Linked DNA regions of Homo sapiens: region 2 is linked to region 1. Evidence: chromatin loops called from intact Hi-C (ENCODE). Cell type or tissue: mammary epithelial cell. All regions are shown on one strand.

Region 1 (4,000 bases):
ACAAGTGTGCACCACCATGCCCAGCTAAGTTGATTTTTATTCTATAGAGATGGGGTCTTGCTATGTTGCCCAGGCTGGTCTTAAACTCCTGGTCTCAAGGGATCCTCCCACTTTGGCCTCTTAAAGTGCTAGGATTACAGATGTGAGTCACTGCACCTGGCCAGGCACACTGTTCTTTGATGAAGGTTTGGTAACAGCAAAATCCATGAAGTGGACAGGCTCTGGAGCCATACTGTCTTGGGTCAAATCCCTACTCCACCATTAATTAGCTTTGAGATCTTATTACTTGACTAGGTGCAGTGGCTCACGCCTGTAATCTCAGCACTTTGGGAGGCTCCAATTGAAGACTAGAGCTCAGATTGCCTCCATGAAAGTTAGAAGGGAGAGGGCTGGGTGCGGTGGCTCACAACTGTAATCCCAGCACTTTGGGAGGCTGAGGCCGATGGATCATGAGGCCAGGAGTTCGAGACCAGCCTGGCCAACATGGTGAAACCCCTTCTCTACTAAAGATACAAAAAATTAGCCGGGCATGGTGGTACATGCCAGTAGTCCCAGCTACTCAGGAGGCTGAGGCAGAATCGCTTGAACCTGGGAGGCAGAGGTTGCAGTGAGCCGAGATCGCGCCACTACACTCCAGGTTGTTAACAGAGCGAGACTGTGTCTCCAAAAAAAAAAAAAAAATTCAAATTAGAAAAAAAAATGCAGGCCAGGCGCGGTGGCTCACGCCTGTAATCCCAGCACTTTGGGAGGCCGAGGTGGGCGGATCATGAGGTCAGGAGATCAAGACCATCCTGGCTAACATGGTGAAACCCCGTCTTAACTAAAAAATAAAAAAAAAATTAGCCGGGCATGGTGGTGGGTGCCTGTAGTCCCAGCTACTCGGGAGGCTGAGGCAGGAGAATGGTGTGAACCCAGGAGGCGGAGCTTACAGTGAGCCGAGTTCACGCCACTGCACTCCAGCCTGGGCGACAGAGTGAGACTCCGTCTCAAAAAAAAAAAAAAAAAAAAAGAAAAGAAAAAAATACAAAAATTATCCAGGTGTGGTGGCAGATGCCTGTAGTCCCAGCTACTTGGGAAGCTGAGGTGAGAGGATTGCTTGAGCCTAGGAGGTGGAAGTTTCAGTGAGCTGAGATTGTACCACTGCACTCCAGCCTGGGCAACAAGTGAGACCCTGTCTCAAAAAAAAATAAAATAAAATAAAAAAGAGTTAATCCCTCTGTTCCTCAATTTCTTTATCTTCATAAAGAAATGCTCATAATAATGAATACCTCTTTCACAGGCTTGTGAAAATTAAATTAGTGTGTATTTATATAGGAGTTTATATATATATATATATATATATATATATATATATATATATATGAGTTTAGAGATAGCCTTGTATACAGTAAGCACCTGAAAAATGTTAGCTACTATTGTTATTCCTGAAAATAACATGAATCAAATCATATAGTCCCTATACAATGAGAGGATATTACAAGAAATCAGTGGGCTTATATTAGGCCAGGCGTGGTGGCTCACGCCTGTAATCCCAGCACTTTGGGAGGCCGATGTGGGTGGATCACGAGGTCAGGAGTTCAAGACTAGCCTGACCAACATGGTGAAACCCTGTCTCTACTAAAAATACAAAAATTAGCCAGGCGTGGTGGTGCATGCCTGTAATCCCAGCTACTCGGGAGGCTGAGGCAGGAGAATTGCTTGAACCCGGGAGGTGGAGGTTGCAGTGAGCTGAGATCGCGCCACTGCACTTCAGCCTGGTGACAGAGCAAGACTCTGTCTCAAATAAAATAAAATAAAATAAAAAATACCAAAAAATGTTGACTTGGGTGAAAATACAATTTTCCATGAGGAAGATAATTAAGCCTTAGTGTTTTGTTTTGCAACTCAGATTTTCCACTTAAGACTACTGACTAGTGGGCACATGTACATCAATCTCTATCTATGTTGGGACTTGGTTCTAGCCTTCTGGGGAGAATTATCAGGAAATGGAAATGACCCACTAGGGTAGGCAGTGAGTTAAGGACCTCTCCTCACACTTCGAAGAGGTGCTTCAAGCAGTTTTCTTTTCTGGCTACTAGGAATTCCTATAGGGGCACGTGTGTGGGTGGGGCAGAGGAGCAGCATCTTTCCTTTGGCCATCTCCACCTAACGTAGCAGCAGCTTTTCTCTTTCCCCTAGACCTTCTGGGCTTTGAGTTCAAGGGATTAGGGAGAAGGCCACAGAGACAGCTTCCTTTTTGACAGACAGGCAGTAGCTAGGAATGGAAGCTACAGACTTCAGCAGGATGGCTTGGAGAAAACAGCAGTGCCCTCTGCTGTGAAGCATGCATGTGACACTCTAGGGCAAGAGCATGTGCAAACCTTGTCAAATAAAAAAATTAAAAGCCAGTCCAACCACTCAGGCACGTGCATGGGCCGCCCTATGGCTACAACCCCCCTTCCCTCCCACTCACTTTAAAAAAGTGTCTCTGTTCCAGAGCCTGGGAAGAGGGTATGTTTGTCTCTGTTCTGTCTCAGCCTAGGCTGTAGAGGGCTTCGTCCTGTTCCGTCCTGGGCTATCAGTCCTACTAGGTTAATACCAGAGAATGACAATGTTCAGTCAGTTCTACTGCCACCCAAGACCAAGTAGTGCCACACCTTACTACAGATAAAGGCCTATTCATATTAAAAAGCTCCAAGAAAGGAAACCCTGGCATACTGCAGAAGAGTACAGTTAAAAAATCTTCCTGAAGTCTAATGGATCTTGCTTTGTTTTATTCCTATCTTCATATATCACAAATCTCTACTTCCAACCATCCTAAATCCTAAAACTTGTCTTTGTGAGACGTGAAATGGAGTGGAGAAAAGACTTAAAAGTCAAAACCCCCCTAAGGCTATAGATAGGGAACTTTTTTTTTTTTTTTTTGAGATGGAGTCTTGCTTTGACACCCAGGCCGGAGTGCAGTGAAAAATCTTGTTCACTGCAACATCTGCCTCCCAAGTTGAAGTGATTATCCTGCCTCAGTCTCCCGAATAGCTGGGATTACAGGCAGCCACCACGATGCCTGGCTAATTTTTGTATTTTTAGTATAGACGAGGTTTTGCCATGTTAGCCAGGGTGGTCTTGAACTCCTGACCTCAGGTGTTCCGCCAGCCTCAGCCTCCCAAAGTGCTGGGATTACAGGTGTGAGCCACTGCCAAGAGGGAACCTTTGAGCCCAGCTGAGATCTGTCATTTGCCTTAGAGAATGTCTAGATACCACATGCTGCTGAGTCTGTGGTGCACTTTTAGTAACGCATACCATGGAATGATCTAGGAAAGGAAAGCCCAGGACATTGCTGAAGAAAACTGTTTGAAAGGCTTACCTTAATTCCAGAGCATTGGTTCATTTTTTTTTTGAGATGGAGTCTTACTCTGTTGCCCAGGCTAGAGTGCAGTGGATTTTGGCTCACTGCAACCTCCACCTCCTGAGTTCATGCAATTCTCCTGCCTCAGCCACCCTAGTAGCTGGGATTACAGGTGTGTGCCACCATGCCTGGTTAATTTTTGTATTTTTTTTAGTAGAGATGGGGTTTCACCATGTTGGTCAGGCTGGTCTCGAACTTCTGACGTCAAGTGATCTGCCTGCCTTGGCCTCCCAAAGTGCTGGGATTACTGAGCACTGGTTCTTAAGCCTTACCATGTATTAGAATTAACTGAAAAGGGAGATTTTTAAAACCCAGATTTCTGTGCCCTAACCTCACAAGTTCTGATTTAAGAGGTCTGGGGTGAGGCCTGAACATCTGTATTTCAAACAAGTTCAGATGATGTTGATGATCTAGGGTCCAAACTTTGAGAATTACTGGTTGTTTGGTATTTGTTTTTTGAGACAGTCTCTCTCTGTTGCCCAGGCTGGAGTGCGGTGGCACGATCTCATTGCAACCTTCACCTCCTGAGTTCAAGCGATTCTCCTGCATCAGCTTCCTGAGTAGCTGGGACTACAGGCACACGCCACCATGCCTGGCTAATTTTTGTATTTTTAG
Region 2 (4,000 bases), 400 kb before region 1:
ACAAGTAAACTTAACCCCAAAGAAAAATGTACAGTTGGTGGCTGGGCACAGTGGCTCACGCCTGTAATCCCAGCACTTTGGGAGGCCGAGGTGGGTGGATCACGAGGTCAAGAGATCGAGGGGATGCTGGCCAAAATGGTGAAACCCAGTCTCTACTAAAAATACAAAAATTAGCTGGGCGTGGTGGCCTGCGCCTGTAGTCCCAGCTACTCAGGAGGCTGAGGCAGAAGAATCGCTTGAACCCGTGAGATGGAGGTTGCAGTGAGCCAAAATCATGCCACTGCACTCCAGCCTGGGTGAGAGAGAGACTCCATCTCAAACACAAAAAAGAAAAAAGAAAAATGTTCAGTTGGACAGGTAGACTGAATGTTAGCACTCTTTCTTCCTTCATAGTTACCTTCCATTCCCTCCAAAAAGTCCACAAGAAACTGGGAGCCAAAGAGATTAAACCAGGAACACAAATATTCCTAGCTTCCAAATGTAGAAAACTGAAATTCAGTTTTTTTTTTCCAACATCTACTTCCCAAGTTCAAGTGATTCTCGTGCCTCAGACTCCCAAATAGATGGGACTATAGGTGCGCACACCGTGCTGGCTAGTTTTTGTATTTTTTAGCAGAGACGGTGATTTCACCATGTTACCCAGGCTGGTCTCAAACTCCTGAGCTCAAGTGATCTGCCTACCTCAGCCTCCCAAAGTGCTGGGATTACAGGCATGAGCCACCACACCTGGCCTTTGAAATTAAGTTTTTTGGTTCTGTTTGATGCAACTACACCTACTAAAAAGGATGGAAGAGGGTCTACCAGAGCAAGAACTAGAAACTGAAAAGAGAACTTAAATTTATTTTTGGCTACTAAACAGTTCATGAATTCGTTCATTCAACTAATTTACATGGAGAACCTACTTGTATGTTGGGCTCTGCACTTGGTATGGAAGATTATAGCAAAAATGAGACACAAACTCATCACTATTAGGGGAATTACTCAAAGCAATATTATACTGATGATGGTTCATCTTTTTTTTTTTTTTTTTTTTTTTTTTGAGACGGAGTCTTGCTCTGTCACCCAGGCTGGAGTACAATGGCGCGATCTCGGCTCACTGCAAGCTCCGCCTCCCGGGTCCATGCCGTTCTCCTGCCTCAGCCTCCCGAGTAGCTGGGACTACAGGCACCTGCCACCACACCCGGCTTTTTTTTTTTTTTTTTTTTTGTATTTTTAGTAGAGACAGGATTTCACCTTGTTACCCAGGATGGTCTCGATCTCCTGACCTCATGATCCACCTGCCTCGGCCTCCCAAAGTGCTAGGATTACAGGCGTGAGCCACTGTGCCCAGCCTGGATATTTTTAATTGGATTACTTTTACTTTACCAAAAAATTAGTTGATTTGTTTGATCACTGAATTGACCAGTTGTCTTGATATTTTGCTTAGAGAACCTTAAGGCTAGCCAAAAATTGTTACAGAGTTGTAAGACTTTTGCCTTAAAAATGACAAAATACATTAGCTAAATAGATTCATCCCAAAGCAAATTATTTGTACTCAGATCTTGTGTGCTCCTACAGAGCTTTGGGTAGGGACTGTGTTTTCCACTTTGTATCTCCCACTGTGCTAAGCACAGTGAAACGCAAAATACACACTACTTAATCAATTAGTTCTCTTATAATTTTCATAAATCCCTGATTTTATTCTCAAATAGAAATAATTTTCTGCTGTTCGGATATAAATCCTAAAAGATGTCTGCTTAAATACAACTTTATTAAACAGGAATTAATGCTATTTTACAAAGCTTTTTCAAAGCCTTACACATACCTTTCGTGGAGTCCATCAGGATTTTGTGCCACGAGCTAAAAAGAGAAGAATTTTCCAGTCTAATATGTGTTTACTGCTGTTGGTGCCACTTTTGAGCAGCAGGCATAATACCCTGCAGCTACTGCCAATACAAGTGACTTCATGTCTATTCCTGTTTTACTAAAGGACAATCTGTACTCTGTGCTCCCATTTCAAATGCACCAGGGAGACACATCACCCTTTGTCATAAAATAGTCATCTGAAAAATGAACCACCATCAATTCCAAGTCTAGCTAATTTTCATAAATAATACTTGTTGAATAGTCCCATTAATTCTGGGCTTCTTGCTAGAGTGGTAGTATGTTAGTGCACTGTACTTTAAGGGCTTAAAAGCTGAATATATAGAACTTACCAGGGCTGTTCAAATACAGCCAAAATAGGAATGTTCCTTTCAACTGTAACTACTTAATTCTGCTTCATTCAAGCTAACAATTGCATGTAAACATTCTTACTTTGTTTTAATTTCAAGCAACACAACTCAGAACATGCGCGACTGCAAGTTCCTACATCACAAGTAAGGTAAAAAATTTTAATTTTAAAGAAATGTATGTTTTCCTATCTAAAATATTTTCAGCTTAAAAATGTAATATTTATAAAGCCCTCGAGCCTACTCTATACCTTTTGAAAAATACAATGTGTATTTTCTAATGTCTGAGAAGATGACCAAAATTTTGACGTTCATCATCAAAACTATCACAGGGGAATTTTTTAATGTTTTGGTCAAATAAGCCAGGATCATGCTTCTATATTAAACAATTTTCTCATGACAATGGAGACCTAATTCTTATTATACAATCTTTGGTGGTAAGAATAATCTGCTGGGTACTGGGCATTTTAATAGACCATTTCTTCATCAATTCATGGCACTGTAAAAGAGAAACTAAGATGTACAATTTGTACCAGATGTTTCTAAATTGCTACCATTTCTAATAGTCATCAAATATGCCACAGGTAAATACAGCCCTAAGGCCTCTCTTCATTGTTATTACACTATCAGATCAAACAGTAGATTCTGTGGTTTCAAATTTGATGGCTAGGCTGGACGCAGTGGCTCACACCTGTAATCCCAGTACTTTGGAAGGCCGAGGTGGGTAGATCACCTGAGGTCAGGAGTTCAAGACCAGGCTGACCAACATAGTGAAACCCCATCTCTACTAAAAATACAAAATTAGCCAGGCGTAGTGGCACATGCCTGTAATCCCAGCTACTCGGGAGGCTGAGGTAAGAGAATCACTTGAACCCAAGAAGCGGAGGTTGGTATAACTGAAATACCACATCTCTGAATATAACTATATACATGTTCACACCACCACTATAGAAAAACGTCAAAAACTTAATTTGGATATTTTTATTTATTTATTTATCTTTGAGACAGACTCTCACTCTGTCATCCAGGCTGGAGTGCAGCGACGCGATCTCGGCTCACTGCAACCTCCGCCTCCCGGGTTCAAGCGATTCTCCTGCCTTAGCCTCCTGAGTGAGCTGAGATTGGGCCACTGTACTCCAGCCTGGGCAACAAGAGTGAAACTCCATTGAAAAAAAAAAATTGATGGCTAAACTATATTTGTGCAAAATGAAAAGCAATGATAATATTTACGCATAGTTGTTACCAAAATATTCTTGTAGAAGTAGATCAACCTCAAGGGGAGATGTGAATGATCAGGATGCAATCCAGGAGAAATTTTACCCACCACGTTTCATTCAAGTGCCAGAGAACATGTCGATTGATGAAGGAAGATTCTGCAGAATGGACTTCAAAGTAAGAGAAGGGTTCAAAAGTACTGGGGGAAAATTAACAATGGGATACTAAGTTTTGAAAAATGTTCTTTTCCTACTTCATAGCTTGCAAAGCAGTACGTACAATGGACAAGAACACAAATTCTGAAGTCAAACTGATGTGGGTTTGAATTCTGGCTCTGCCATCCTCCAGCTAAGCAACCTTAGACAAGTCATTTAACCTCTCTGTGCTTTTGTCTCCTCATCTGTAAAATGGGATAACAAATACCCCAAAAAATTATGAGGATTAATTGAGTGGATAGGTATACCTAATAAATACTTTTATAAGTGAAGCTATCAGAACAATATAATTTTTAAAGTACAATGCCCTTTTTTTTTTTTTTGAGACAGGGTCTTGCTCTGTCACCCAGGCTGGAGTGC

The links. Hi-C counts contacts between places; a loop is a spot of excess contacts. Peaks named below come from ENCODE experiments on the same cell type or tissue, not always from the same donor. Only the 100,000 strongest peaks of a DNase experiment are listed, where the experiment ranks them.
Region 2: a loop joins it to region 1, with 13 times the contacts of the local background. A loop is called at or near these places in 1 of 110 quality-filtered maps.

The regions. Positions count from the first base shown.
Region 1 is chr5:138,281,034-138,285,033 of GRCh38, forward strand. No RefSeq gene overlaps it. Among named protein-coding and RNA genes, the nearest start is that of GFRA3, 8.4 kb to the left of the region's middle. In mammary epithelial cell, a CTCF peak has its summit at 2,300 (motif pointing left); no DNase peak of the experiment used is centred here.
Region 2 is chr5:137,878,504-137,882,503 of GRCh38, forward strand. It overlaps MYOT (myotilin), which reads left to right. Exons shown (of 10, transcript NM_006790.3): 5 at 2,313-2,362; 6 at 3,470-3,602. All of the region lies in intron 2 of PKD2L2-DT (PKD2L2 divergent transcript), which reads right to left. Among named protein-coding and RNA genes, the nearest start is that of PKD2L2-DT, 8.8 kb to the right of the region's middle. In mammary epithelial cell, no CTCF peak of the experiment used is centred here; a DNase peak (open chromatin) is centred at 1,988; H3K27ac peaks cover 558 bases.